2 separate regions of the Homo sapiens genome follow, and region 1 is linked to region 2. Evidence: chromatin contacts called from ENCODE Hi-C or POLR2A ChIA-PET data. All regions are on one chromosome and are shown on one strand. The core of a region is the stretch at or near the end of the contact, and the rest is flanking DNA. Distances in the headings are between cores, read along the strand shown.

Region 1 (3,130 bases), core at 163-2,662, 69 kb after region 2:
ATTCCCAATGTTGGAGGTGGAGCCTGGTGGGAGGAGTTTGGGTGGTTGAAACAGATCCCTCATGAACAGCTCGGTGCCATTCTCAACCAGTGAGTTCTCACTCTTAGTTCCCACAAGAACTGGTTGTTGAAAAGATCCTGTCACCTCCTCCATTCCTTCTTTCCAGCTTCCTCTCTCTCGCTATATGATCTGTGCAAACCGGCTCCCCTTCTCCTTCGGCCACGAGTGGAAGCTTTTTGAAGCCCTCACCAGTGCAGACGTTGGTGCCATGCTTCTCATACAGCCTGCAGAACCGTGAGGCAAATAAGCCTCTTTTCTCTATGTCACCCACAGTCAGGGATTCCTTTATAGCAACACCAATGGACTATGACAGAAAATACAGACTGTATATTGGAACCCCATCAGCCTGGTCACAGATGCCATCTCAGACCTCCCCAAACCCTCTGCTCATTTGGGTCTCTTCAGTCACGCTCTTTTAGCTGACTGTTTCCCCTCTGCTGGCCATACCCAAGTGTCCAGACCAAATTCAAGCCTCCTCCAGGACTTGGACTGTTGATCTCCCTCCTCCCATCAGACTGTGTCCCGATATGGCACTGTGTCTCTCCCTAAGGTGTGTACTCTCCTGAGAGACGCTTCCTTGGAACTGATGCTAAGGCACATCAGAAGGATCTCAGGGTGGAAAGGCTCCTATACAGCCGTCTGAAAACAAAAACAAAACAGAGGGGAGCTCCTATGGTTGAGGGTCAGAAGGAGACCCTACCTTCCTTCTCCTGCTATGAGTCTGACAGGGGGCGTATTCAATACTCTCCCACACCCTCAGTTCTCATGCCCCAGAGACCCCAAACATGTTTTCATTATCTCTCTTCATTATGTCTTCTGGATCTCTCTTCCCCTGTTCCTTCAATGTGCATTGTTGAGTGCTTACTGCATACTCAGTAATACTCCATTTGTCTTCTGCCCATAACCCAGGAGCCCAGAGTCCTAGTTACTGGTCTCTTTTGCGTCACCTATTACTGTTTGCTGTAGAGATGTGAGGTCCTACTCTCTTGGCTCAGTTCATTAGGGCTTCTTTCATGCTAAAGCAGGCCCACAGGACTTCCTGACCAGAAAACAAATTCTTGAGCTGCAACAGGTTTCTAACCCGATCCCTGCTTCAAAGGGTGGGTCCCTTCCACTCTGACAACCATGATCTCCTCATCCCATTCTACTTCCTGCTGCAACCCAGCCAAGCACCCTGCCTAGTGTGGTCATGTCATTCTCCTTTCTCACCTTCCTCTTGACCCCTGCTCTATTCCGTCCCAGGCTTGGTATCGTTCTCTCACCTGCCTGTAGTTGGCAGACTGTCAGGTCAACTGCCCCACCCCTCCTCAGACCATATGAAGCTATAAAGGCCCCTGCAGCTCTTTCACAACAGAGAAAGAGGCAACTACATTGCCTGGAGGAAGCCTAAGGAACCCAGGCATCCAGCTGCCCACGCCTGAGTCCAAGATTCTTCCCAGGAACACAAACGTAGGAGACCCACGCTCCTGGAAGCACCAGCCTTTATCTCTTCACCTTCAAGTCCCCTTTCTCAAGAATCCTCTGTTCTTTGCCCTCTAAAGTCTTGGTACATCTAGGACCCAGGCATCTTGCTTTCCAGCCACAAAGAGACAGATGAAGATGCAGAAAGGAAATGTTCTCCTTATGTTTGGTCTACTATTGCATTTAGAAGCTGGTGAGTGATTTTATTTAAAATCGGGTGGTCTGAGAACCTTTGAGGAGTTGGGAGAGAAATGTGACCACTACTGGGGCCAGCTCTGCTTCTCTTCCATAGAGTGAGGATCATCATTTTACTCGAATCACTTCAGCCTAACAAGGTATGTCATGCAGGAAGCAGTCAGACACAGTGGTTAAAATTGGGCTCTGGTCTCACATTGCCTACATTTGAATTATGGCTCCATCTATTAACTGTGTACTTTAGGTCAGTTGCTTCTCTGCGCCTCGATTTCTGCATCTGTAAAATGGTAACAACCTGTGTAATATGGTTGGGGTTTTAAATATTAAGAACAAGAAGAGTCGGCTGCTTTTAAAATGTCACTCTTCTGGCGGGGTGCGGTGGCTCATGCCTTTAATCCCAGCACTTTGGGAGGGTGAGGCAGGCAGGTCATTGAGGTCAGAAGTTCAAGACCAGCCTAGCTAACGTGGCAAAACCCTGTCTCTACTAAAAATACAAAAATTAGCTGAGTGTGTTGGCTTGTCCCTGTACTCCCAGCTACTCAGGAGGCTGAGGCAGGAAAATCGCTTGAACCCGGGAGGCGGAGGTTGCAGTGAGCCAAGATGGTGCCACTGCACTCCAGCCTGGGTGACGGAGTGAGACTCTGTCTCAAAAAAATAAAATAATAAAATAAGGCCAGGCTCAGTGGCTCACGCCTGTAATCTCAGCACTTTGGGAGGCCAAGGCGGGTGGATGTCTTGAGGCCAGGAGTTTCAGACCAGCCTGGCCAACATGGTGAAACTCCATCTCTACTAAAAGTACAAAAATTAGCCTGGCGGGGTGGCTTATGCCTGTAATCCTAGCTACTCAGGAGGCTGAGGCAGGAGAATCGCTTGAACGTGGGAGGCGGATGTTGCAGTGAGCTGAGATTGCTCCACTATACTCCAGCCTGGGCGGCAGAGCAAGACTCCGTCTCAAAAACAAATAAATAAATAAGCAATAAAATAAAATAAAATAAAATAAAATAAAATAAAATAAAATACCACTCTTCTATATTCTACAAACTCAATTTCTCTCCTACCCCTACACCTAATTCCTCGTCAGCTTCCCACGTACAGGCTGGGGAGGTTGAATGTCTTCATCCTTCTGGGAAATCAAGGGCAAAAATTTGACATAACCTTAACTCCAGCCAAGCCTCCAAGAAGTTAAAAGCCTTCCCTCTACCTTTAGACGTTGGTTTACAGCCCTTATTCCTGGGAGCTCTTATGTATTTGAGCTACATATAACTCGTTCTTCTCTAGCCTTGGCCATAGTGATCAAGGGCCCCTGGAACTTGAATGCATATAGTCACCTGGCTTCTTGTTGTACATGCAGACTCCTGGGCCCCATCTCAAATTCTAATTCATTTAGTCTGGAATGATTTGCTTAAGAATATTT
Region 2 (3,552 bases), core at 560-3,059:
GCAATCGCCAGTGGCATCACAGCCCAGCAGGTATTCCCACTTGGGAGAGGTGGAGCAGGAAGACAGGCTGCACTTGGGCTGCGGGGGACAGGGGTCACATTATGGAAGGCTAGCTCTGAGTCTGTTATAATAGGTGGTGGTGAGTTGTCTGTGTTTGAAGAGAAATGAAGGCTTTGGGTGTGAGAATAGGTAGACCCTTGAGGGGAAAAAAACATGGAGGGAGGAGGTATAGATCTGGATTTGTGCCTCGGCACTGCCACATCCTAACTGCGTAAACTAGACATAGTTGTTTTGCCTCTGTGAGCCTCAGTTTCCTCATCTAGTAAATGACAGTTCTTACCTCAGGGTTGCCGGGATAATTCATTGGAAGAATAGGGGCAAAGCATTGAGCTCAGCACCTGTCATGCAATAAATGCTAAAAAAAGAAAATAGTAGCTGCTGCTATTTTAAAGAAAGAAAAACAAAACATTACTGGAAAGGGCGAATGTGCCAGAAAAGGAATATCCCACGTTGCTGGGAGCAGCAACGTGGGATAACAGCTGAACTGGGATGGGTGGAGTTGATGACAGGAGTTATGAGTTTTTAGAATAAGCTGATGTTCCAGTGACATTAGGTGACAGCTCAGATGGCTTTCCTGCCTTCTTGCTGGAGCCCTCATGCCATTCTTGTCTGTTTTCCTAGATAATCCATTTCCTAAGGACAAGAGCCCACCCAGTGATGCTCAAACAGGTATAGACAGGCTCCAAGATGTCAGAGGCTGGCAGCTGGTGATGACATGATGGAAAAGAAAAAGGGGCATCCAAATCTGGGGAAGAAACAGAGGGCCGGGTTGTCTGGGGCAGTATTCTGAGTCCCTACAGTCAACCCTTGCTCCTTGCAGACACCTGTGCTGCCCCCCACCATCACCGACCAGATCCGGCTCTGGGAGCTGGAAAGGGACAGACTCCGGTTCACTGAGGGTGAGTAGCTTCTGGTGGCCAAGTCTTGGTCATTGGCCAGAGAAAGGGCAGACAGTTCAGTCTGCATTTTATTTTTTACTTCATGGACTAGGAGAGAAAAGCTGGCAAGACAGTTTTTTGTTGTTTTGGGGTGAGTCGGTAGTAAACAAATCGTCCCAAATCAATGCACTTTGGATTTGGCTAGGTGAGGGAATAATTCACAGTAATTTGTATTAGGCCTTTCTGAATATGGCTGGATCACACTGGTGTTAAGATGAACCCCTGAGCAGACAAGCATAGAGAATTAGTTTGTAAAATTGCGGTGGGGGCAAGCCCAGACCGCGTCCAGGGCTGCCACCAAGGAGCTGGGGGGATTCCCAATAGGAGCTCCGAGCTTCACTTTCTCGTCTTCTCCCCGCGCCCCTCCCGTCCTGCCGACCCCAGGTGTCCTGTATAACCAGTTCCTGTCGCAAGTGGACTTTGAGCTGCTGCTGGCCCACGCGCGGGAGCTGGGCGTGCTCGTGTTCGAGAACTCGGCCAAGCGGCTCATGGTGGTGACCCCGGCCGGGCACAGCGACGTCAAGCGCTTTTGGAAGCGGCAGAAACATAGCTCCTGAGAGCGCGGGACTTGGACACGGACCTCGGCGGGCGGGACTGGGCGGGGCGGGGCATCAGAACTCAGGTGTTTTTTATTTACGCGTCAGGGCTTTTCTTGTTTAATAAAGTTATGATAGCTAGCAGTGCGGTCCCGGGCGCCTCCCCGTGGGGTTTGCCTTCGCGGCGGACTCGCTCCTCTGGTCTACAGCCTTTGGACCGGTAGGGAGAGGGTGGGGCCAAAGCCAGCTGCTGCGCATGCGCCGGCCGGGGCCCCGCCCCCATGCGCCGCGCGGCTCCAGGGCCACGTTCCAGGGTCGGGTTTGGTGGATTCCTCAGTCCCTGCCGCCGCGGGGCGCCCTGGGATAGCGGCGGGGCCTCCTGGTGAGCGCGCGCCGGGGCGGCCTCCGGGAAGTGGGAGACGCTGCGGGTCCTGGGCCCAGGCCTTGGGATGGGCGGGAAGGCTTGGCCGCGCCGGGCTGTGGGCACTGCAGGAGGCCCCTGTGCAGGTGGAGATCGCCGCGGCCCTGGCGGGACTCCTTGCTGGCTCTTGGGCGCGCTGATGCCCATCATCTCCCTGAGTTTCTGAGCCCTATCTCTCATGTGTCAGTGGTCACCGCCGAATCCAGACACTCCGGCCCTGTTCCGGAAGAGCCCTGATATCCGTGGCTCCATGGCGCTGTCTGTCGATACCATGCACTCTAGCTCTCAAGGAGGAAAGGTTTTGTGGAAGGGAATAGAGACTTGGAATAACAGACCTGTGCTAATTAGAGACAGGAAAGATGGAACAAGGGGAGTGACCCTTCTCCACCCCCATATCCTAATGTGCTCTCTCTCTATCCAGAACAGATCTCGGCCCCTTTCCAAACACTCCTGATGCCTCATTTGCCTCTCGCCTCTTTTCGACCACCATTTTGGGGGCTGAGGCACTCACGGGGCCTCCCCAGGTTTCACTCCGTTTCTACACAGTCGGAGCCCCATGGATCTCCCATCTCCCGGAGGAACCGTGAAGCCAAACAGAAGCGCCTGCGAGAGAAGCAGGCGACTCTGGAGGCTGAGATAGCAGGGGAGAGCAAGGTTAGGGGTCAGACAGCTTGTCCTTGGGTTTCTGAGACTTGAGAGGGGCTGGAGGAGACCGGCTGAAATGCAGTCTGGGGTATACTGGATCCCAGCCTCTTCTGCTTTCTCTTCTCAGTCACCTGCAGAATCCATTAAGGCCTGGAGGCCTAAGGAGTTAGTATTGTATGAAATCCCTACGAAACCCGGTGAAAAGAAAGGTAAGTAGAATAAGTAAGAAGGCCTTTTCTTTCACATATGTGTTGCCCATTTGGCCTGCCGAAATGCAGCCTGGGAACAAGTTCAGTGGTTAGTGGAGCTCTCCTCTGCCTTCACAGATGTCTCTGGGCCCCTGCCTCCTGCATACAGCCCCCGATATGTTGAGGCTGCCTGGTACCCGTGGTGGGTACGAGAGGGCTTCTTCAAACCAGAATATCAGGTTAGTATCTGGCAGGGAGGGGTCCTAAATTGTCTCCAGGACAGAGTGGCCCTTGAATACAACTGGACCTCAGAGTTGAGCTCACATTGTAGACCTTGTCTTCTTTCTGGCTCTGGTGTCTCCAAAGATTTCTCTTGGCAGGTTCCCCCTGGCCAATTCCCTCCTCTCCACTCTCCTCTTATTTGCAGGACAGTTCTTCCTTGAAGTTCTTTCTGTTCTGGAGACAGTAGAGGGTGCTCTTTCCCCAATCCAATTCTCTCTTGCCCCTTTGACTTTTTTTCTTCCTCTAGGCCCGGCTGCCCCAAGCTACAGGGGAGACCTTTTCCATGTGTATCCCACCTCCCAATGTCACTGGCTCCCTGCACATTGGCCACGCACTCACGGTGGCCATACAGGATGCCCTCGTGCGCTGGTGAGAGGGGAGTGGGGGCTGCTTGAGTTCTTGGAAGGGAAATAGGAAGGGCAGGAATGAGTGAGGATAAACATTTAAGCTCAGGGGCTCACAGGAGGGCATTTTTGTTGCAG

What was found. Hi-C counts contacts between places; a loop is a spot of excess contacts on that map. ChIA-PET counts read pairs that join two places held with the same protein, here RNA polymerase II (POLR2A). Pooled maps may share reads with other maps.
Region 1: a pooled map shows a loop between it and region 2 (2.1-fold over the local background). The contact joins the promoter of MUC21 here to the promoter of VARS2 in region 2. A Hi-C loop is called at or near these places in 1 of 168 maps with a recorded cell type or tissue (Caco-2) and 2 of 50 pooled maps. POLR2A ChIA-PET finds 5 or more read pairs at or near these places in 5 of 52 experiments (AG04450, GM12878, HEK293 and 2 more).

Annotation. Positions count from the first base shown.
Region 1 is chr6:30,982,306-30,985,435 of GRCh38, forward strand. MUC21 (mucin 21, cell surface associated) reads left to right here and starts at 1,413. Exons shown (of 3, transcript NM_001010909.5): 1 at 1,413-1,714. The coding sequence starts at 1,654.
Region 2 is chr6:30,912,429-30,915,980 of GRCh38, forward strand. It overlaps VARS2 (valyl-tRNA synthetase 2, mitochondrial), which reads left to right and starts at 1,810. Exons shown (of 30, transcript NM_020442.6): 1 at 1,810-1,916; 2 at 2,382-2,609; 3 at 2,728-2,809; 4 at 2,927-3,027; 5 at 3,318-3,439. The coding sequence starts at 2,409. GTF2H4 (general transcription factor IIH subunit 4) reads left to right here. Exons shown (of 14, transcript NM_001517.5): 11 at 1-30; 12 at 682-729; 13 at 881-959; 14 at 1,383-1,678. The coding sequence ends at 1,555.